Regions from separate parts of the Mus musculus genome. Here regions 2 and 3 are each linked to region 1. Evidence: chromatin loops called from intact Hi-C (ENCODE). Cell type or tissue: heart. All regions are shown on one strand.

The links. A loop is a pair of places that touch in the nucleus more often than their neighbours do. Peaks named below come from ENCODE experiments on the same cell type or tissue, not always from the same donor. Only the 100,000 strongest peaks of a DNase experiment are listed, where the experiment ranks them.
Region 2: a loop joins it to region 1, with 4 times the contacts of the local background. A loop is called at or near these places in 10 of 42 quality-filtered maps.
Region 3: a loop joins it to region 1, with 7 times the contacts of the local background. A loop is called at or near these places in 28 of 42 quality-filtered maps.

The regions. Positions count from the first base shown.
Region 1 is chr5:93,265,504-93,273,503 of GRCm38, reverse strand. Ccng2 (cyclin G2) reads right to left here and starts at 5,931. Exons shown (of 8, transcript NM_007635.4): 1 at 5,707-5,931; 2 at 4,745-4,882; 3 at 4,102-4,239; 4 at 2,460-2,710; 5 at 2,225-2,303; 6 at 2,043-2,141; 7 at 1-166. The coding sequence starts at 4,882. In heart, CTCF peaks have their summits at 4,956 and 5,986; DNase peaks (open chromatin) are centred at 4,993, 5,393, 5,963 and 6,363; H3K4me3 peaks cover 3,836 bases; H3K27ac peaks cover 3,323 bases.
Region 2 is chr5:93,175,945-93,183,944 of GRCm38, reverse strand. It overlaps Ccni (cyclin I), which reads left to right. Exons shown (of 7, transcript NM_017367.3): 7 at 525-2,012. The coding sequence ends at 968. It also overlaps a transcript of Septin11 not described here. Among named protein-coding and RNA genes, the nearest start is that of Ccni, 27 kb to the left of the region's middle. In heart, a CTCF peak has its summit at 3,517 (motif pointing left); no DNase peak of the experiment used is centred here.
Region 3 is chr5:93,202,980-93,210,979 of GRCm38, reverse strand. Ccni (cyclin I) reads left to right here and starts at 4,485. Exons shown (of 7, transcript NM_017367.3): 1 at 4,485-5,066. It overlaps 2010109A12Rik (RIKEN cDNA 2010109A12 gene), which reads right to left and starts at 4,462. Exons shown (of 3, transcript NM_029363.1): 1 at 4,257-4,462; 2 at 2,786-2,881. The coding sequence starts at 4,300. In heart, no CTCF peak of the experiment used is centred here; DNase peaks (open chromatin) are centred at 4,169, 4,479 and 5,009; H3K4me3 peaks cover 3,087 bases; H3K27ac peaks cover 3,280 bases.

The sequences.
Region 1 (8,000 bases):
GCAGCTCAGGAACACTGTAGTAGCTGCTGTGGAGGTTCTGCGCAGTGCGTCGCGAAACAATCCATACCAGCTTCTTCAGATCAGGCTTGCAGCAGCGAGGCGAAGAATACTCTGCTAGACATTTAGAAACCAGTTCCCTCCAGTAAAAGAATTCAGTGTCGCTGAGCTGCGTAGGAAGATGAAGATGCTGTAACAGTGGTTCTCACACTTTGCTGCCCCTTAAAGTCACATGGTCATTGGTGCCAGGTACCCTGATTCAACAGATGAGAATATGACCTGGCTGCTAAGTGTCTCTAAAGTCCTACAGTCAATTGTAATGTGCAGTCAAAACATGGGAACTGCTGGTTGAAATAACACTCCAAGTATTACTTACACAGGAAAAAACCCACAAAAAATATCTGCCTATTCTAAGAAAACACCAACCAAGTACACTGTTTAGTAGTGCTGAACAAAAGAAATTTAACATCTGCTATAAAAATTGTTTTCTTTCTGTAATAAATGTTTCTTAAACAAATCACAGTTTCAATTGCTTATGGTACACATTTTTATTATGACAGAAGATACAAACTAAAGTTAGCATTATCAAGGAAGTTCCCAAAGGCAGGTCCTCCCCACCTAAAGAATGCTATCTGGACTGATCCCACCAGACATGAAGATGGTCTCACGTATTACTGCCATGCTCACGTTCAGAGAGAGAGAAAGCTGTGACAGACAGAAGCTAACACAAGGCTTCTGTCCATGTTTTACAGGCTCACTGAGCCCGGAAGTCCTTGCATTCACCCACTGTGTGGACTCCACTGACTTCCTGCTCACAATCCTCCCACCTCAGTCTTCTGAGTGATGCCATCACCTCTGACTTAAAAATGGATCCTTTCAAACCATTCTGGCCTCTATATTCCACTGAAGCTGGCCATATTTAGCTCTTTGTAACACAGCAACTAGCAGTCCCTACATATGTCCTCAATGATCTCCTTTGATTCTCATTAGCCCTTTCTTCAAAACTCAGGACAAACTCTATTGTTTTTAGGGTGTGTGTGTGTATGGGGGGGAGGGAGACAACTTTATGAAGTCAGTTCTCTCACTGTGGATTCTGGGTACTGAATTGAAATGGCTATCCATGTTTCCCTATTCACCTACATACTTGGCTTCTAGAGAGCTACCTTTTGAGTTGGATACACTTACCTTGTTTGTGACTGCAGCCTGGATATTCAACCTGCATGTCCAACCTAAAAATGACTTCCCCAACTTACTTAGCCTACCCATGTCTTAGCATAAGCCCTTGCAGTCCAAACCTTCATTCTCACAGATGATGGTCCAGGCTCCCAGTCAGCACACACATCCTGGATTGTCTACTTCTTTGCTAATAATCCCAAACTACTTCTCATATTCACCATTATCTAACACTAAGTCACAATATAACAAGCATACCGTTTCATGTTAAATTTTGCATTTCCTTAACTAGACTATTAGTTTAAGCAAGGAAAAGCACTGGGCTTTTGGTTTTGGTTTTCACAACTGCAAAAACTTACAGAAGTAGCCCACCTAAGGAGCTTTAAAAAAAAAACTGCTAATGACCTTTGGTAGTGCTACTGCGATGACTCAGCTCTACAGACACAGACATGAGGGGATTCCTCGATCACCTTGGTATAGCTAGTATACTTTCTGGTCCACAGCTAAGAACAGTCATTGGGGATATGCACCGCTCTCCTGCCTTTGGGCACGCCTAGCCAGGAGTGTACTTAGAGTATGTTGTAGTGCAGAGTTGAGGACTAGGACAGCTATCCTGTATAGGGCACATAGGGCACGAGTCCCCAGAACGAGCACCTGCATTCAGAAGGAAGCTGACCAAGTCAGAGTTTCTTCTGGACTAATACTGTCTGGGTCAAAAAATTCTAACACCTGACCTACAAGAGAAAAATAAACAAAGACATTGAAAATTTCATGAAGGATTGTATCGAGTAATTAAGACACCACAAGGAAGAAAAAAAAAGGTAACACAAGAAAAGACGATTGCTTAAAAAAACAAAAACAAAGATATTTACCTTCAAATGTTTTTTAACAAGCAAGAGAATTTCCAGCAGTTCCACGGATTTTATCGTTTCTATTTCCAAATTGAGAAGGCACAGAGCTAATACAGATGGCTACAAAAAAATAAACAAACATTAGGGAAAAAAATCAAAATAGAATCTTGTAAGACAGACCTGTAAACAAGAAAGAGACTCACTCTTGCTTTGGAGAAGACAACTCGGCAGTTGCAAGCTTTCAGCTGCGCTTCGAGTTTATCGAGGCTGAGAATCTCCTTCCTGTACAAAGCAAGGGGGGCTGTGGTGAACCCTTACAACAGTTCCTTCATTTCTAAGCACTCACATCCAAGTCGAAAGTCTGGACAGACTAAAACAACAATCTGTTGGCGGCAGCCACGCTGAAGGCCTGGGGTGACTCCGCTGAGCCCCACTCACCTTTCTGAAGTGTGACAAAATACAATCGCGTGGTACAAGTGCAAAAAGTTTAAGGCAGTGGTAGCTTCCAGCTCATAGTGCAGTTTCTCTGAGATGATTTTCTCCATGCGTTTAATGTCAGACGCTGTGCATTTACACTGACTGATGCGGATCACATCGTGCGTGGGGGGAACGTCACCTTCTTCTTCCGCCAGCCTGGCGGCCAGCAAAAAGCAGCAGACGCCAATGCAGGACAGGTGTTTCGGTTTCACCTAGAAAACAGAACACGAGGAACCAATCATACTTTGATTTGGCAACAAACGACGCTTGAAATAATGCCATGTTGCTTCTCTTAGATGCACTCACCTTTACCCACAATCATTTTACATTTCAGACCACCATAAACTCTTTAACAAGAAAAAAAAATGGCTATATAAGCATTTATTAAATTTAAATGCAAATTAAAAAAAATCCCAAAACTGGTTTAAAAGCTTGCTTTCTGGCACTGAAATATAGTTTGTATTTCTGACTTAGTAAAACTGAGAATAGTACATCTTCCCTCAAAAAAAAAAAAAAAAAAAAAAACTCTCTGAACACATACCACACACACTCTCCTGACTGGATGAAGGGAAACTATTCTGCATCTTCTCTTTTTGTATGAAACTCTACCATTATGTGATGTAATCTTGCCCAGGAAAAGCACCCCCACGAACCCTGCAGGGTGGAGGACATATGTACAGCTGCTGCTGCGGACAAATGGCTGCCCTTTTCTTCTCAGGGCCCTAAAAAGTGACCCAGCAGCTGACAGCGATCCTATTGGCCAGAGAATTTCCATGTTTTTAACGGTTGCTGCTGACTATTAATAAGACGGTGGCTGCCTGCTTTGAAGGGCCTTACAGAGAAGGGAGCAGATCAACGTTAGCATAATTTTATACTTCTTTGTCCTGCTTCAGTGTTAAAACCACGAAGGCTCCAAGGGAAACAGGATAACTAATGAAAATCTCTCTCTCTCACTCTCTCTCTCTCTCACACACACACACACACCACACACAGTATTTTATTTTTATAAAAAGTCTAGCTTCTTTCCTCTCACTCAGTTTGGGCACTTTTATAAATGAGCCTGTAACAGATATTACAGTATTTTTCACAAAGTGAATTTTAGTTAATTCTTCTTGACTCCCTGAACCCCTGGAAGCACGCACAGAGTACTTAAAGTATAGTGGCCTGCCTCTGTAATGTCTTACTAGAGGACATGTTTAAGAGGCACAGCAAAACCTTATTGAAGACGCAGAAATACAGTTTTCCAGTCTCTCTAGTATGAATGATCACAATTTGACTAATATAAGTTTATAATCAGGAGGCTTTATTACATTTCATTTGACAAATATTGAGCCCTGTATGTGTTAGAGACTGTGTTGGGCACTGGCCATTGGAAACATGTTGATTTGTCAGAAGTGGAAACACACACTTTTGACCCTAGCACTTGGGAGTGGGAGGCAGAAGCGAGCAGAACTCTGAGGTTGGAGGCCAGCCGAGTCTATAGAACTAGTTCCACAACAGTCAGAGCTACACAGAGAAACCGTGTATCAAAAGATAAAATAAAAATTAACAAAAAATAAAGATATAAAATATAATATGGATTTTATAAAAAGCAATTAAATACCTTCATAAGGGCCAAGAATCTATCCAAAATATTGACAGCCAGAACGAAAGTTTCAGTGCCAGATCCAAAGAAGTTAGTTAAACTTCTTAAATCTTCCACTTTGGCATTTCTCAGTCTTGAACACAAAGTGTTATCATTCTGAAATTAAAAACCAAGAATCAAAGTTTATTTTCTTAGAATGGAATAGAGGTGGTTCAAAACCTACTCTCCCTTTAGTTTTCCCCATTGTACACATGACCTCCTAAAGCTATCACACTACGTTCAGATAAATCACTACTTTTAAAATTTATCCAATACAGAACTTTAGCCAACTCAATATAACGTGAAGTGTTGCCCCACCCAAGGTAGTTACAGCAGAATGTGGGTTCCTTGATGAGGTTTTTCTGACACAATCTAAGATCCTATTAGAAATATTCTCTAGGAATTTCCCACCACCAGAAGAAACGCCTCTACAGTACACTTGGTATAACTTCCACATTCACTAAAAACAAAAGCAGAACCCTTTCACGTTTCACGTTTTTTCTTAGTACGGTGAGGCCAATTTTGGATTTAACTTTTTAGCCTTTGGTACTGATTTGGTACGAGGAAAACCAAAAAGTTACCTTCCCACCTTCCCCCAAGTCCTATCAATTCTCAAATTTACCTCCGGGGTAGCCTCCATCAAGATCAGCCCTTTTTCCCGAGGTTGGTATCTCTGTTCTTGTTCCAGGTAGAAGTTCAACAATCCGAAAAGCTGAACCCCTTCGCCACCTGCCAAGTGCTTGGCCCCCAAATCCTTCATCTGCAGCAAATACACCGCGGCCGGTTAAGAATATAATCCGGATACGTAGGGTGTGAGAGCAGAAGGAGCTGGCCGCGATCCCTCCAGCTAGGGGCGCCCCAGATCACGCAAGCCAGAACCGGGTGAGGGGGGGATCGGTCACGTCCGCCAGCCTCAGGGGAATCCTCCCCTAAAGACATGGAGGCGTGGCATGGGGGGGCAGTATCTCGGTCACCTCCGCTGGCCAGGGCTAGTTCTGATCAGCTCTGTGGCCGACAGCGTTTGACGTACAGGAAAAGTGTCCAAGAAGCGTAATGTCCCCTACTGTCCGCATCACCTGGACAGCACAGCAGGGACTTCTAACTAGACTCTAGGCCCTAGAGGAAAGCGGGGGACCGGAAGACTGAAGCCACCGAAGCGGGTTCTGGGGCGGGGCGTTGCACAATAGGAGAGAAGGGAGGGGGAGTCTCGAGACTGAACAAAGAACTGGAAGGAGGCGGCTTCGGAGCCCCGCCCCGGGAGCCCGTCGCGGAGCCCACCTCCAAGCTACCCCCGCAGCTTCTGCAGCTTTGACGAGCCCCGCAACTCGAGACAGGGCGGCCCAGTAGCTTGGGGGATGCTGGGGAGACAGTGGGGAGTCCAGTACGCCCGCAGCGAGCAGTAGCCTAATACTTGGGCTCAGTAACGGTGCGAAGCCCCGGGGCTGTCAACCCACCGTATAGCCTCAGAACACCCTGGAGCCCCTGTCAGTCCCTCAGCTGCGGCTGGGGGACTCCACCATCAAAGCAAACCGCGATCCAGACCCGGAGCCACCAAACCCAGAGCCACCCGGGAGGCCCACTCACCGTGTCGGCCCCGGCGTCACGGACCGGCGCGGCGGGGGCGTCCGGACCCGTCTCCGAGCTCAGGGACCAGCCTCCTCAGCGGCACCCCGAGACCCGCATCCGACCTCCCCGCCGCCGCCCGGCCTCACAGCCCCGGCTGCATCTTGCTCCTCAGCGGGGCTCAGCGCCCGCCCTGCACCGCCACCTCCTCCCGGCTCCGCCGCAGCCTCCGGAGCTGAGCAAACCCCTTGTTTTTGTTTTGAGTCTGCGACGCCCCCAAGGGGCGGGGCGCGTGACTGCGCGCGGAGGGATCCTCGCTCGCTCGCCCAGTGGATCTGAGAAAAAGAGTCCCTGCTCCGAGCCTCAGTTCCCAGCCTCTCTTGGCCCCTTCTGTTCCTCTTGGCCTTGCGGAGCCAGGATCTATGGTAGGGAGTGGAATCTGGATTCCAGCCTCATTTCAGAATGGAACCGGAAGGGAGCAAAGATGAGCGAGCCGATCGGAGAGCGGAAGGAGACAGTTTCTGGACGCCTCACACCTTTTAAAGGTCCCCCGATTTGTTTTGTTTTCGCTGTTTTGAAAAGTCCGCCCAAAGTAGCGGGCTCCCTGATTGGACAAGGGTGGGGCAAGCCGACTGCTGAGGACTTGATTTAATCTCGAATCTGGATTGGCTGGCCGACTGGCTGTTGCGTCCTCTGATTGGCTCTCAATATATCCCGACTCTCTTATCTTCTTCCGGGGCCTTAGCAACTCTGGGGTCTGGATTGCGCATGCTTGGGTGGGTGGCATTTGTGGTGCTCGGTTACGTGCCGGGGTCCACAGCTGCCTAGGAACTCTAGCTCAGTCTAGGCGAGGCCCGAGGCTGTCGCCTCTGGTCACACCCCGAAAATCCGAGGTCACATAACTCTGTAACAGCGTTTCCAGGAGTGCAGAAGGGCGTCCTGAACTTCTTAGTTGTACCACCGGTGTATTTTGCAATAAACAGTCAAGCTCTTAACATTCCAAGATGCTTACCGAGATAATTTTTTTTTAATCGATCTGACTCAGGAAAGAAAAAAAGCTAAATTCAACTAGTTGGTTACACAGCTGACTTGTTGAAGTTGGGCGGTGGGTAGTAGAGACTGCATTACAGAATTGTGAGTGCATTTGTGTGCCTTGAAATTTTTTTTCCATAATAAAAAGTTCAAAGGAGGGACCTTTCAATAAAAACTGCAGATTGATGAGGGTATATAGATATCTAATAAGTGTGCTTCTAGAGGTTATGGTTGTACTGTTTGCTTTTGGTTTTAATGAAGGCTCCCACAGCCTCTTGGTTCTTGATCGCCCATAAATTATCATTTATTGTCTATTATAATTAACGTTGTTATTAAGCTGACACCTCTCCTAAGGCAGAGCAAAAACCAAACCAACTAGATGCCTTAGGCAGGGCTAACTTTCACACGGAGTGGAGTATCTGTCGGGAGGCAGGAAAATTCCCTAGATTGTTTTGGTTTTGTTTGTTTGTTTTACTTTCTATTCCCTCAGATCTCTGCCTCCTAACAAACATGCAAATCGGTAACTTAGAGCCTTCATGAATTCTAAACAGCTAGCCTCTCCGAAATGAATTTTTTACTCTTGGGTGTGTTTTCTGTGAGTCACTTTGGAGCTTATAAACTACTAGAGGGCACCTAGTACCGCTTTAACAGCTGAAGAGTTACTCAAATAGATGGCTTTGTGTATTAGCTGGAAAGAGACTCAGACATCTGTTTGGAGCACAGAGCAGCAGAGGAAGAGAACACCAAAGGGCTAGCTAGCATTCCAGTTTCAGAGGGGTGTGGCCTTCTTGGTTTTAGAACATAAAATATTAGCATACCACTTAAATGATTTACAGGTTATATAATTTTATTCGAGGTGTGGTTGATCTTTTAAGCATTATTTAAATTATTACGTTAGTGACGTACATCTGGATGAAAGTCCATGCTTGTAAACTCGCACAGCAATTGGCGACTCGATGAGAGAATGGAGCTATGATTAAAGTTCAGACATATCTTGCAACAGGGGAAAAGCCCAGCTAACAGGGTCAGTGGTGAGAAAGAAACAACTGATGAGAGAAGTTTAGGAGCCGAACAAGAAGACTGGGGAGAGCTTTGTGTTCCAATGGCCAAAGGTAGAAAAGGAGCCAGGGCTATAAAATAAGTGATGTGAAAGAGGAAGTGTAAAAGAATGTGGCAGGAGATTTTATAAATAACATACTGTATGAGACAGAAAGGAAGAGAGCCAGCCAAGTGTGACGGCTGCAAACCCTGCACTTGGAAGGCTAAGGCAGGGGCATTGCGGT
Region 2 (8,000 bases), 90 kb after region 1:
TTAACTATTTTCTACAAAAATATGCTTGCTTAACATTTGCAATTGTTTTGTAACATGATACTTAAAATAAAATAAAAAATTAGCTAAACAAGCTTCCCCATTATCCCTAGCTTAATGTTTTCCGTTGCTTTTGACTCTTCCTTAAATAGTTGATGGCTGCTCCGTGCCTTTCTTGATTTTGGCCTTCACCGGAGAAGTTAGAAGAGGGCAAGAGAATAGGGACTGGCCTTATAGACAGGAGGCATAGACAGAAGAAAGCAGACATTGCTAATAAAGCAATGGACAAAGACAAGTTCTGCCTTCATGTGAGTGCTCACACACAAAACCAGATGTATGTTGGAAGCGCAAGCATGTGCACGTATTTCAGAAGAAGGCTCTGTAGGTAGAGTAATCAGTGGGGTGGAGGGTGTGGCGGAGGAAAGCAAGCTGAAGGGAGAGAAGGTCCAGGGTGAGGCCAGTGGCAGTAAAGGGAACAGTGGGCCATGTTACTGACCAGTGTGGTTTTGTTTCTTTCCTTGATCCAGATGGACAGCTCCCAGTTGATCCACTGTCGGGAGCTGGTGGCATATCACCTTTCTGCTCTGCAGTCTGCCCTGCCTCTAAATTCCGTTTATGTCTACCGTCCCCTCAAGCACACCCTGGTAACCTGTGACAAAGGAGCATTCAAATTACATCCCTCCTCTGTCTCAGGCCCAGATTTCTCCAAGGACAACAGCAAGCCAGAAGTGCCAGTCCGAGGTCCAGCAGCCTTCCACCTGCATCTCCCCGCTGCCAGTGGGTGCAAGCAAACCTCTGCTAAACGGAAAGTGGAGGAGATGGAGGTGGATGACTTCTACGATGGGATCAAGCGGCTCTATAATGAGGACAATGGTCCTGAGAATGTGGGTTCTGTATGTGGCACTGATTTATCAAGGCAAGAGGGCCATGCTTCCCCCTGTCCACCTTTGCAGCCTGTTTCTGTCATGTAGTTTCAGGTGTCAGCTTCCAGTGCACACGAAGGCTGACTACTCGGGGTGAGACTAGAAACCCAGGGAAGGCTGTGGAGAAGGCATGTGCTTTATCAGACTGACTGAAGTGAGCCAGGAAAAAAAGAAAACCACTCTTAATCTTTCGTGCGGTTACTTACAATCCAACGTAATTTAATATAAAGGCTATATTTGTAGACTCAAGATCCAAAATATATTTAAAAGTAAAGCAAAAGTTCTTTGTACTATGTCAGTTCCACCATTGTTAAATAAGTTTGCCCCATGTCAAAAAAAAATGTTTAGCGGAAAGTTGCAAACTCTCAGCTAGGAACCTTGTTCCAGTGTCCTTATTTTCCTCTTGCCTTTTCTTGCCTCGGTTGAATACTTAACTAAGCTGTGTGCTTGTTGATCTATGTATTCTGACTTCACTTGAGTACCACCCACCTTTTCTTTTAAAGTAATTCAGTAAGTAAATTATTTTTGTGTGGCAGCCATGTTTAATCCACAGTTCAAGTATGTTAGTTTGAAAAGGGCACTTTGAAGCTATCCCCATGAATCAGTGGCAGTAGGAAAAGTTCTCTTTTTTTGTGTCTCATTTCAGTTTTTAGTTTAAAATTATTATTGTCCTTTTTTTGTTTATCTTGAAGCTCAATAAAATGGCACGTAATTAGGACATTTTAAGCATTTTTGACATTTATATAAAAGAATTTCTGATAAGGTTAATATATCCAGGTGCTCACCAAAGAAACATGTATGTAATATACACGTAGATTTTTGTAACTGATCTGTTCTTGCTCATTTATAATCCGTAGAAGCAACTGTCTAGATACTGGGGCAGCCCTGATTTGAGTCTGTAACTTATAATTTAATTCATTACCCTAGTTTCATATTATGCCATTAGGATTTTCTTGATAAGGAATTATTCCCTTGTTTCTCTCTGAGCAATGTCTGGACCCTGAGCTCCCTTTGCAGTCTGAAGGCACTGCAGTCAGAACCATGTACTGCTGATAAAGCCTCTGGTAGCAATAAAATGTTGTCCTTAACGTTGGTTTGTGTAGGAGTTTTTGTTGGTCTGTTTTGCTGATGAGAAGGTATGGTTTCTGACTTCTTGGACACTTTGTTTTCAACTAAGGAAACCAGCAAGGAGCCTAAGCACAAGCTTAGACAGGGTGTTGGGTGTCCTCTCCCATTCCTGATTTTAATGGGGCTTATTAATGGTTTTATTCATTTAGGATATTGGCCATGAGTTTGTCATACATAACCTTTATTATGTTGGAATATGTTTCCTACAGTCCTACTTGTTCTAGGGCTTTTATTCAGAATGCATGTTGAAGCCGGACAGTGGTGGCTCACGCCTTTAATCCCAGCACTCAGGAGGCAAAGGCAGGCGGATTTCTGAGTACAGAGTGAGTTCCAGGACAGCCAGGACTTCGAAAAACAAACAGAAAAGAATGCATGTTGAATCTTAAAAAAAAAAAAAAAAAAAATTTAAAAAGATGGAGGGGGTTGACTGCAAGTTTCACATTTGTAGTATTTTCTTCCTGTGGGCTAGAGACCTTACAACCAACTGGGATTGCTTATGAGGGAGGGCAGGCTCCAGCTTACAGATAAGGAATTTTATTCTTAGCTCATTGATTTTTAAGTTTAACAGCAAGAGTATTTTCAGATCACTAACATTTAGAAAGTTGTAGAAGACTTTAACTGCTAAATTTCTATGACCTTGAAAATCCAATTGGAGTAAGCATTAAGTGTGCAAGGATGGGGTTTGGGAGAGCCATGAACAAAGGGTTGTATGCAAAGGATTGGCCTCACACAGGTATGTATTTTTATAAAAATCACACGTCCTCATTATCTTTCTTGACATTAATTATGGGAGCTTTGGGTTCACAGTTCAATGTGTTCATAATGTGTGTGATATGAATGGGACACCACACACACACAAACCTACACATGCACTTAGATGCACATCTGATCTATAATACAGACGATCCAGACTGCAGAAGTTGGAGACAACAGGACTTTAGCTGCTCCATCTTGAGGTTCCTTAATGCTGATGGTGAACTGGTGCTGGCATGCATCTGTGGTCCTAGCTACTAAAGAGACTAAGACAAGAAGACTGCTTTAGCCCAGGAAGTCTGGGCAGTAGTGAGACCTCTAGAGTGAGGCTGGATGACCCAGGTTCAAATCCCAGCACCCACATGGTGGTTCACAACCAACTGTGATTCCAATTCCAGAAACCATAGTACCATCGCTTTACTGGGCCTATACATACATGCAAGCAAGGCACCTACATGAATAAAAATAACAAACTTTAGAGCAGAGTATGTTTGGGTTGTTCTTTTGATTTGGGTCAGTGGTAATTAATACTTAATAGCTGCTGTCCTTTCAGCTAAATCTAGTAAATATCCAGAGCCCTCGGCATTTTTCAAAACCAGCCTGAGACTGAAATAGCAAACACTGAACACTGTAGAGCCTCGATGAAGAGTATTCCTGCATTAAGAATATTCCTGATGCTCACTTAGTTCCTTGGGGTAATTGTTGCCTCCTGGTGGTTAAAAGGTGCATCATTCTTGGGCTCTCCAGAAAGTTCAAAGGATGGGCTTAGTAACTAATCCACCAAAAGCAAAACAGGACTATGATATATTCACAAGTGAGATGAGAAACTCTCCATCCTCTGAAAGCTGGGCAAGTTGGTTATTGGCAAACAAGATGCTTTCTCTACCAGAGGAAGGGGAACTGGGGCTGAGTCGTCCATATCCCCTACTGAAAGAGTCAGGTTTTGTTAGAGTGCTCCTGACACCATGGTTGGCTGAGGAAGCTGATGAGAACCTATAGGCTAAACACTTTACTGCTTGCCTGCCCAAAAACATCCCAACCTCTAGAAGAAAATGGTGGTTAAGATGTTGACGTTCCTTCTGCGTGCTTTTCAGGAGAAAGGAAAGGAACTGTGCCAAATGTTCTCACCAGCATCCTGAGGGGTAAATATCCTCAGATCAAAGTCATCTCGCAACTTCTGAAAGCTCCTAAGTTCTTGAACCTTTAAACTATGTTAATGAGGTCTTCTGTACCCATTACTAAATAGTGCTTTGGTTTTCTGGTGGTGTTTTCAGGGGGTGGGGGAAAAAAAACATCTTTTCAGCCTCATGGTGAAACTGAGCTGTCTGGGTTGACTGGTACTAAGCAGATACATCTGTGTGCTTTGTGGTTACAATTTTACTCCATTTTGTGGTGTGTGTGTGTACTGAGGTGCTTGTGTGGATGGAGGTCAAAGGACAACTCCTTCCATCACTGGGGTCTCAAGCTAGCAGTCAGGTCTCCCAGAATACTCACTGAGCCATCTCACTGGCCTTTGTACTTACAGTTGTATGCAACTTAAGGTATAGGTGGGGCAAGCTTGTGAGCCTGAAGAAGTTAGCAAGGAGCGCCTCAGGCAAATAACCCAGAACCATGTGTGTATCTATATCCATGCGGAGTGAGTTGTACATAGTCCCACAAAAGAGGCTAGAAATAAATAGAACCGAAAGGGTGTGAAGGTGGCCCTAGCCCAGAATTTTCTGCTGTTGGTCTGAGTTGGACTTAACCAGCCATTAGGACGTGAGAGATGAAGTGCACACATGTAACACAAATGTCATTAAGGAGTTAGACTGGAAATTTTCTATTCCAGTTAGATGTGGTTTTGTGGCCTTTTGGATATACCGATGGAGGAGTAGGGCAAGGATAACTGCTTGGGCCAGCTCTGCTACTCTTTTGTTGTTTTGTTTTTTCGAGACAGGGTTTCTCTGTGTAGCCCTGGCTGTCCTGGAACTCACTTTGTATACCAGGCTGGCCTCGAACTCAGAAATCCGCCTGCCTCTGCCTCCCAAGAGCTGGGATTAAAGGTGTGCGCCACCACTGAGCAGCAAGCTCTGTTACTCTTTCTCCAAGGTATCCAAGAATGTTTTATTGCTGTAGAAGCTTTGGGGTTAAGGGTAAAAAGAACAACTCTTATCTTGACTCAGTATAACCTTCATAGCCCATCAACTGCCAGACTGTTCAGCCTGCTAATACATGTAGCCCACAGAAGGAAAAAGCTAACGCCTCTCTGCACAGCAAACCTGCTGTTCATTTCGTGGGAACAGCTCGCTTTGAGAGGACACTCCAGAATGAAAACCAGTAGCAAACAGCCATTGAGACAAGCTTGTGGGAGGATGGGGCCCTGTTGGTGTTCAGAATAGGATTCATCTTCGATAGTTGAGTATGAGACAGCACCGTTTCCCTTTGTTCCACACTTGGTATGCTCAGGAGGGACAGAGGGCAAATACAGGTAAGAGTGTGCCCCTGTGTGACTAATGCTCATGGCCACGTGGCACAGAATAAAGTACTAGAAAGGGGGAAAGGGGAAGTACTGCAGACAGCTGGGAATGCTGTCCCTGCTGCAGAGAAACTGCGAGAAGCCCAGCTTTTAATGGAATGTTACTCAATTCCTCTCATACATTAAGTTGTGCTTTGTGAGAAAGGGACAAGCTCATGGTAATATCCTCTGTTCCACTCATTTGGGAGCCACAATCTTAAGTTCCCAAGACAGACTGAATGACTCCACCAACAGTGAAACAGACATGGAATTTCTGCATCTCCTGTGATGTGCGGCAGACATCCAGCAGATCGCATACAGAGTTACCAGTGAGGTTGGAGAGGGAGGGAGTGGGCACTTAGGCTCCAATGACCATACATCTATCCCTTTCACTAGTGTGGGTATTGATAGGTGCTTGCTAGCTACTGACGTGAAGAGACATAAGGCCTAGGTATCACTATAGGCATTCAAGCACAGGATCTTTGAAGAGACAGTGCCCTGTTGGTCTCCATGGCAGAAGGATGGCTATCTGCAAAGCTTTGTGTAGGTAGATCATTAAACACGGTCACAATTGTGTATTTCTTAGATGTCCAGAAACATCTATCCTGCAGTCATTTCCAATGGTGAACAAAAAACCAACTAAGAAAGTTAATGATAAGGTACCATTGATGGTGAAATGTTTGGTCAAACATAATGACACATGGGCTTTGGTTTGGGCTGGGGGTGGGGGGTTGTTTTTTAACTTTTTAAATTACCCATCTTAGCATACACTAATCCAGGATGTCTTTCTCTTTCATAATGGATTATGCTGGTCTCAAATAGACAGCTAGACTATACTTGGATAGGCAAGTATTTGAAACTCAGTAATTTTTTTAAAGTTTGGGGGGAAAAATAAAAAGGCTATTGCCTGCAGAAACAGGTTCTGTGGCTCAAGTCTTTCCCACAGTGTAGATGAGCGTAAGCCAGTGCACTTCTTATTCCTGGTGATGGTCCTCGGCACAATTCCACAGGAGGCCCTGAGGACCACGGCTTTGTCAACATCTGAGAAAAGGAGTCATGTGAAGCAAAATGCCAAATCAATGGCAGTCAGTCTTAGGAGACAGGACACAAGATACTTGGCCAGTGATGTCCACAGCAAGGTTCTCTATGGTCACTGAATGGAAGCTAGCTTGCTTGGAACCCCCTCACTTCTCATCTCGATCTTAGTATGAAGAGAAGAAGAGCAATGAAACTACACACTCTCCTTAGGCAAAATCCTGCACCTGACCTGATTTTTAAACATTGCTCAACTATCACCTGAAACAAAATGCATTTTGAAACAAGTGAAATGATAGTATAAAATTGATATTAAATGATTTTAAGTTAAAAATGAAGTAAATTATACTTAGTGGTTTCAACATGACCTCATGTTTAACATAGCACCGCTATATGCTGGCATCAGAGTTGGTACCCACGCCCCGTCCATTAGTCACAGCACTGAGTTTCTGCCACTGCGTACGGTGAAGGGGCATTTGGGCAGCTTAGTAGCTCCAGTGAAACTGCCTTTACTTACACTTAGAAATACTTTCTAGTAACAAGCTGCTTGCTAACAAACTCATCCGGTTGCTCTAAGGGACCTCTTCCCGAGAATAAGAACTACTGTGTCTTCACTGGCCGACAGAAGCACTGCACCTTTCTCACAGAGGGCACCGCCCCAAAGGCTTCTGACCAAATGCAACTCGCACCTCCCATGGAGATGAAAGTATTTTAAGATGCAAACAACGCTGTAGACAGTAGCGAATTTAGAAGGGAACTTCAACCATTCTTTGCTGATGGGAATTTGGATAGTTGGATTAGATTGATAGGGATCTGGCAGGTGTCTTTTGTCTGACAGGTGAATATTATTTTAAGTGTCCTGACTCAGCCTAGACCCCGGTCAGCATTGGAAAACATAAGCTAACTCAACTGGCACAAGTGTTTCTACATGTGGGTGGGTTCTAAGTTTTCTGATGTAAATGCTTTGATTCCTAGCAGGCCTTTTGCAGATACTGTGGAGAAAGCCCTGTGAGTCCCTCTGAGAAGATATGAACTGAACCTTTGTTAACACAGCAGTGACCTGGGAAAGGTGTGTACAGTTTGGTGTTCATTTCGTGGTTTAAAAAAGAAAAGAAAAAATGGATAGGAGGTAAAGCACAGCTTCACAACAAATTCAAAGGCAGGGATGGGCCAGACAGGATTTTAAGTTATCTTTAAATATAAATTGAGCCCCAAAGGCAGAAAAGTCATTTACCCAACACTGGCACAATTCAAACATAGTTAAGACTTGTAGATCAAAACTCTAGTAACAAAAAGGGGCACTTTAAAATTGCATCTAAGAGAAGAACATATTAAACAGAATTCTCCCCTGAAGTGAACTTAGGATTGCCATGATTTTTGATACCAAAAGTTTGAATAACAAATACAAAATGCAGGAGTGGCTAGTTGGAATTCCCCACCCCCAAAACGAGCAGAACCCCCTCCCCAAACAACTTCGGTAAGGGATGCAGGTAACAGAGTCAAATAAAAAAAAAAATGGTTCCTGAATTTAAAGGTAGGATGCCCACTTCTTTCTCTCAAGAGGCAGATGGTCAGCTGAAAAATAAAAACACCGTATCAATAGGACATTCCGGAGGGAGAACTGCAGCCACCTCTGTGCATGCAATAGCATTTTTTTTTTAATCCCACAC
Region 3 (8,000 bases), 63 kb after region 1:
AAAAAAAAAAAGAAAAAAAAAAGAAAGAAAGAAAGAAAAGAAAATTTAGTTTTTTCCCAAGAGAATCTCAGTGGGGAAACAAACTACTTTTAAGGGTAGGTCACATGCAGAAAATGAACTAAAATGGCTTAGAGTAGTATTCCTAAATTATAGGTCAGGACCCCTTTGGGAGGAGGGGAGAATAATTTTATGGTTGGGTGTCATCACAACATGAGCAACTGTATTAAGGGGTCGCAGCATTAGGAGGGTTGAGAACTGCTGGCTTAGAGGTTCCTTGTCTTGTAATGTTGTGTCAAGGCTTTTTTTTTTTAATCTTTAAAATGTATTATTTTATATTCATATTCTCTCTCTGTCTCTGTCTCTCACTAGAGTACCCTACAGGTCCTGTGTGTGTGTGTTTATATCATGGCTTCTAGTTTAGTGTTTTTATGGGATTCCTGAGTGTGCAAAAGAGTTGGTCTCTGCATCTGGATCTGTTCCTTGTGCCTTTCTTGGGCTCTTTCTCTTCTGTTTTATGCTATTTGAATATGTTAGTTTTTGTTGTATCATCTTTTATTGTTATCTCTTAGAAGCCAGTTTGTTTTCTAATGAGAGACAGAAAGAAGATGGATGGAGAAAGGAGGGCGAGTGTGGAGGAACTGGGAGGAGGAGAGGGAGAGGAAACTGTAACTAGGATATATTATATGAGAAAAATATTTTTCAATAAAAGAAAAAAGGATGTATTCTAATATAAAAAAGATTAATAGGCTTATCTTCTTTACATATAAAAATGTGAACACAGCATTTCTATATTTCTTGAAAAAATTAAGTATATCAAACCAGTGTATATTAATTTGATTAATTTGTGTTGTTTCACAAGTGTTTGACCTGTGTGTGTGTGTGTGTGTGTGTGTGTGATGCTCCCAGAAGCCAGAAGAGAACACTGAATCCCTTGGAACTGGAGTTACTGGTGGTCATTAGCCACAGTGTAGGTAGTGCAAATTGAACATAAGTCCTCTGGAAAAGCACCCAGCACTCTCAACCACAAAGCCTGGAACTCACTATGTAGACCAGGCTAGCCTCAAACACTCAGAGATTCACTTGCCTTTGCCCCTCAAGTGCTGGGACCAAAGGCATGTGCCAACATGCCTAGCATGTCTAACAAGAATTTTAATTATCCCTTCTCCAAAACAAGGCAAAACACTTTAGAAACCAAAGTAAAAACTACTCACTAGAATGGGAAAAAAAAAAAAGATTAAAGGCAAACCAAAAATATAGTGTTTTTATTCTATAATTTAACAAAGCCAGAAATATCCACAGGGACAAGTCCAAAGTGGTCCCTGAAAGTACAGGCAAGTGTGGAGTAGGTCAAGCTGGGGTTGAGTCCTAGCTGTGTCTTTCTGTGTGGTCAACCTTAGACATCTACTGTCTTCCACTGCACAGGGGCAGCAAAAATACCTACTGTATAGAGTGATTTCAGGATTTAAAAAAAAAAAATGATGCGCTTATTGCCACAACTACTACATCATGAGCCATAGTCTCAAAGTCCATGTAGAAGGGTACTCTAAAAACTTATTATTTGGGAGCCATTCCTAATCAATACATTTGTCTTTATAAGACTTCTTTTCTCAGGGGACTTTATAACTTTCTACTGTGCAACAGTGCTTCATGTAAAATACAGTTATCAAGCAAGAAAAGATCCCGAACCAATGTTTAACGAATGAGTGGTGGTGGGTTGAGAGATGGTTCGGGGGTTGAGAGCTCTGGATGCTCTTCCAGATGACCTGGGTTCAATTCCCAGCACCCGCATGGCAGCTCCCAACAGTGCATAAATACCAGGGATCCAAACACATGCAGGATGTCTAGACAACACATGCTGTAGAACAGAACACCCATTCACATAAAATAAAAGGTTAAATTTTTTTAAAATAGTGAAGAATATATTTTTCTTTAGACAACTGACACTGGTTTCTAGAAGACACACCATCACAGAAGGCCTATTTCAGGGAATGTCCCAAATACACAGGTCTACGGAGGAAGGAACTCACATGGCTTTGGGCTGGGGTGGGCACAGCACTGGCAGGTGATTCGGGAAGGATGCTAGGTTTATTTTCAAGGTGATGAAAATGTTCTGAAATGGATTGTGATGATGAGTGCTCAGCGAGGTGAACCACATGCTTTAAATGGATAGTTTACGTGTCAATAAAGCTGCTACTGGGAAAAATGGGAAAAGAGTCATCTAGTATCTCCATGCGTAACCTCCTTTGAGGTTATTTCTGCATCCAGCAGGACTTACATTCTTATGGCTTTTGATGACTATTTTGCCAAGTTGTTTGATATAAGAGTTAAGCCAATGAAACATAACCAGGAGTATTTAAGAGCTCTCACTTAATTATAAACTTTTTTTTTGAAGTTCATGAATGCTAGTGGCCATTTAATCCACGGTAAGATATGGAGATATACACGTAACACCAGGCAGCTGAGAAACCACTTTCTGTTGCTTTATCTTTTACCTCTTATGAACAATGCTTCTGTGACCATCCACATAGAACTTCTTTTTAAGAATGCATATTTTATTTTTAATTATGTGTATATATGTGCATGGGAGCTATGCACCTGCGTACTGCAGGTCCCGATGGAGTTCAGAAGAGGGGATCAGATGACTAGGAGTGAATCACTGTGAGCCACTGTAACTTGGGTCTTGTACTTGCCCTTAACTAATGAATCATCTATCCAGCTCCCATATATATGAATTCACACACACACACACATACACACGGCCACTACTGCTGTGCTACACTCTTACCCAGTCTTCCTTGAAGAAATGAGAGGCAGAAACGATTCCACGGTGTCACAATAGTTGTGCCACGATAAGTTATGCAGAAAGGCCATACTCTTGAGACTTTTATCCAGGAAAAAAAAATGTTGGTCATATTAAAAAAAAAAAAAAGAACGTGTAACAATACAGAAAAAGACTAGATGGGGGTGGGAAATGCAGGCACACGTAGAACCTACTTAAAACCCTCCAGTGCTTCCTGAGCCCCGCTGTGCCCTATAGAATCCTCTCTGACCTCAGCTTTCTGCCCCTTGAGTCTCAGAGGCAATGTAAGCTTCAGTGCTTTCCATATGTTGCTTCCTGTGCCTATATTTTTCTTTGCCCAGTGGTTTCAAGACTCATCTTAAATGTCACTTCCTCAGAGAAACCTTTACTGAGAGCCCAGAGCAGGTTAAAGGCGTTTCCACACTGGTCTGAAATTTTCCATCTTAATCCTTCTGCTACTGACACTTGTTTATGAGGTCAGAAATCAAATACTGAGAGCCTTTCACATACAGAAATGCAGTATAAAACAAACTATACAAGATCCAGGCCATCCATGAGTTCATATGGGGAGGGGATGGCTATAGAGTAAAACAGTCTTTTGGGTAATTTCATACAGTGATCAATGGGTATCTCTGTGCCTGAGTTGCAAACTCCTTGAAGACAGGAGCCTTTTGTTTTCAAGCTAATTCCAGTTCTGTAAAAACCTGATCGGGTTTTTTTTTTGTTTTTGTTTTTGTTTTTTTCCAGTGATGTAAAATGAATGCTTGACTAGGTAAATGGTTAAGTTCCAGGTCTCCCCTTCTTCCCAAAGCTATCTGCATTCTTTTCATAAGTAGAACCATTGTAAGATTTGCAAAATTTACCAACTGGAGTAAAAAGTACTCAAGTAAATAAAACACATTTAGTTCACATTCGTTAAGGACCTAGTTAGTGATAAACAGGACCCTGAAATACTAGACATACTGGCTCATGACTAGAATTCCATTGGCGCACAGCCAAGCCGTCAGTAGTCTAATCCACTGTTTTTACAAGTAGCCTTAAGCACGCAGGATATGATCCCCTTAATTTTCTTAATTCTAAAGTGCTTCAGTCTCCCATCACCCACAGGATGGTTAAAAAGATGCATGTCCTTACTCACTAATAGGAACGGGACAACATAATTTTGCGTAAGGTCAACAAAGAATGTGATCTTTACACAAAAGATCTCCATCCACGTCTAATAAATTCGTTCAGGAGGGCTAAGGACAAGTTGGGCTGGGAAACACTGGGAGACTCTAGGTTGGGCGCAGGCGCTCACCCAGAAACCCTTCCCTGAGGCTAGGCTCCTTTCTTTCCAGAGGCGCATGCGCAGCACACTCTCCGGCCACTGCACGCCTCCTCGGCTAACAAGCCTCTTACGTCACCGAACAGGCGGCGGGGGTTCTTCCGCGCGCCCGAGGAAAAAGAGTCCGCGCACCTTTCCTTCTCTTTGTGCACACAAAATGCACTTTCCCTTTTCATCCCAGTCCCAGCGCCTTCCCCAGGTCGTCTCCGGAAGCTCGTCTTTGTTCAAACTCTCCTGTGCGTCCATAAGACACGGAAGTTCGTCTTTGTTCAAACTCTCCTATGCGTCCGTGGGACACCGGAGGTGGCCAGGAAGAGACGAGAACACTGGCGTTGTTTACAGACACGCGCGGCCGAAATCAGTCCGCGAGGGCGGGGCTAGGCGGCCGGCGCTTTTTCGTACGCTCCTCCCTCCCCAGCCTTCCCCCGCGAGCGGACGCGCCAGCGCCTCTGTCTCGCTTTTTCTTATTTTCTCCCCCTTTCCCCTTCCTTTTCTTTTCTTTTTTCCCCTTCCCCCCTTCCACCATTTCCCCTCGGAGGCGTTTCCCTCGGGCAGGGGCAGAGCCGGCCTCACCCCGCGCCTCTCCCCGGCCCCCGCCGCCCTATGGCGAGAGGGCGCCCCCTCCTCACCCGGGCACCAGCGGCGGCGGTCGGAGGAGCGGGACCGGCGGCGGCGGCCTCGGGCCCAGGGTCATCATGGAACTAGTTCGCTGAGTGACCCCTCGGCCGCAGCCGTGCGTCCCGCCCGAGTACCCGCGCCCGCCGGCCCGGTTTGCCCTCTTCTCCCTCCTCAGACGGCCCGGCCCTGGTCCCGCGCGCCCCGCTGCCGCGCGCCGAGGATCATGAGGTGGTAACGGGCCCCCGGATGACCCCGCGTCACCACTGTGAGGCCTACAGCTCTGCCGGGGAGGAGGAGGAGGAGGAAGAGGAGGAGAAGAAGAAGGTGAGGGCGGGGGCGCGGCGCGGTCGCCGTGCGCGCCGCTGGAGTGGGAGCTCGCGGGGGCGCGCGCCGCTCCCCCGAGGACCGGTCCCCTCGGCGAACCTTTCCTGGGCACCTCGGGGACCCCCTCGCCGTCTCTGGCAGCGCTGCGTGGGTTTCCTTTGAGCCCGGCCTTTTTTTCTTTTTTTTTTTTTTTTTTGGTCCCCAAGTAACTTGTAGCCACAGCCCGTCACCGACTGGGGTGCCAGTTCCAGGCTCCGCGAGCCAGTGCTAATAAAGAAGGTGACACACCCCCACCCACAGAAGCCACCGATCCCTCGTGACCACCGAACATAATTTACCGGGCAGAGTATTGTGAATGTCAAGCCAATAGTTATCTTCCTCTGCCCTACCCCCCCCCCCCCCCGCCACCCACACACCGCGCGCGGGAGTGTAACGTCGTCTAGGGCTTGGGCCGGTGGAGGAAACTAGAGAGGTGAGGGAACTGAGTTGCATCATAAAGGACAGAAAAATGCCGAATTTTGCAAGAGCTAAATGCTCTCTGCAGAGTTAGCCTGCTCCACCGCAGGTCATTTAGGCAGAAGTTGAACATTGTGTAGTAAATTCGTGGAAAGTGTGAGGTAAATAGATCAACGAGGTAAATGGATCAACTGAAGGTCTTAGAATAGCAAAGTAAAATACTTACGTTTCACTTTGTCAGTGAAGAGCCATTGAGTGTTTGAACAGCAGCCTGGTAAACCTAGAAACTTTCTGGACAGCTAGGGATGGAGACATACACACACATACATATATGTATGTACCCTGTCTTAAAAGGGGTTAAAAAAAGGGTTAGGTTAAAAGCCAAGAGTATTTGTTTATTCTGGTCAAGTAATTCTTAAAAATTAAGAGTATTCAACCTACCTGTGTGTTTGTTCATCTTTTAAATGGATTTAGTAATTCCACCATCATAGGGTTAAACAAGGATTACTTAGAGTAATATGAACAATAGCTAGCCAAGTAGTAGCAAAGCATTGAGGGCTATTGATAAGCACCTGACAAGGGTAAGCTGTGATTTGGGGGGCAGGGAGGTACAGTGCTAAAGTTTGGAAACTGTTAGTGGTAAAGATACTCATGATTAGTTGAGAAAGCAGGTCTAGCAATGGTCATGACAGTAATTACATACAAAGGCAGGATTATGTCCAAGTATGGATACAGAAAGGCAGGGTAGTGTGTTTCTGCACAATTCTAGACGGTGATGTGGGATCGCCTATGACCCGGTATTGCTGGTTCATAAAGTCAAGGAGGGAATAGTAGCTACAAAAACCTTAAAGGCTCACATTGATCTTCTCTGTTCAGAAAAGGAAGGAAGGACCAGAAGTCAACAGTCAGTACAGGATTATTAATAGAGTTGGCATTGTGATCACCATAATAGGATAATTATGTATTGATGAAGCTTGCTATTAATGTGGTTGTTTACCGGCATTGTGTTCCACTCTTAAGATCAGGGGGTCCTGGATGTATGTTGGTAGTACAGTTTGATGTAAGGTAAGCATTATGCTAGCTTGTTAATGCAAAATCTAAGCCTTTTAATAAGCATGAACAGTATAGAAGTATTTGAGACAATGGGAGGAATATGTAAAGCTATTTTAAATGTTAAGGAAAATTTAAAGTTTAACAGTTCATTTAGAATATGCCAAGCAAAAATCAAATTGAGCACCCTAAATTTGTGGAAAGTAATTTCATAAGTTCACAAGTGAAAAATTATTTTTAAATTATAGAAAATTATCTGGCATATATATAGGTATATATGGATTTCATATTTATATTGGATTCCCTTCTAATTATGTATATGTAAATATTCTAAAACCACACATACAATATATGAAAAAATTGGACACATTATATAAGGGATGCCCAACCTCTATAGCCCTTTTGTTTTTAGAGACTAAAAAGATAATTCACATTTGTGCATGTAACTAATAGTGGGTAAAGATGAACAAGAAACAATAAAATTCTATCATTAAAATAAGAGTTGTCCTGAGAGGCTGAGGTGGGGCATTCAGGGCTGGCCTGGGCTACATAACAGGAAAGTTCTCATGACACTTTTAAGGGTTTATGTTAGCAAAATTCCTTATTCATTTAGCTTAAATCTCTTATATGTTAGAGGATAGACCTGTAAGTTTTCTGTAAAAGGAGCAAAAACTGAATTCCCTGCTACCTGTGAGCAGCTGTCTTAAAGGAGTGTAAAAATGTTTCTCCTACAATATTGACAAATAATTTACAACTTAATTCTATGCATATTTAAGTTTTTGCCCATTTTATAGTCTTGTGAATGTGGTGTATACTCCTGGACTCTGTACCCTATGGATAGGAGTGTTTCCATTCAGAATCACAGCACAGTTAAATTTAGTAAATGTAGTTCTGAGGCCTGCAGTCAGTACCTCTTTAGGTAATGCTCCTGAAAATTGCCTTGTTTTTATACAGGATCCAATTCAGTTAAAGCTGCATTTAAGCCTCAACTTCTTAATACTAATTCTCAATTGATTCAGTGTTTTTCCTCATCTTGTGTCAACAGCTAATTATTTGAAAAGCCCAGGCTGATAATAAATGTGATATGTAACCAAGGGTGACTTTGAACTTCTCATCCTCTTGTCTCTACCCAAATTGACAGGTGTGTGCACAAGGCCTGGTTTACAGTTCTGTTTGTTGTTGTTGGTTTTGTTTTGTTTTGTTTTGTTTTGTTTTTTAAGTTTAAGGACATTTTAAATTTATTTTAAAGACCAAGCCTGGCTGTGTAGCACAGGTCCTCAGAAGTTCTGAGATTACAAACATGCACCGCTTCCTATGCTTACATTGTCTTTAGGTGGAGGTTAAGTAAATGATTTGGGATGTTTTAATACAAGCATTTTCAGGAATTAATTTTCCCCTTAACCCCACTTTCTTTGTATCTTATACGTT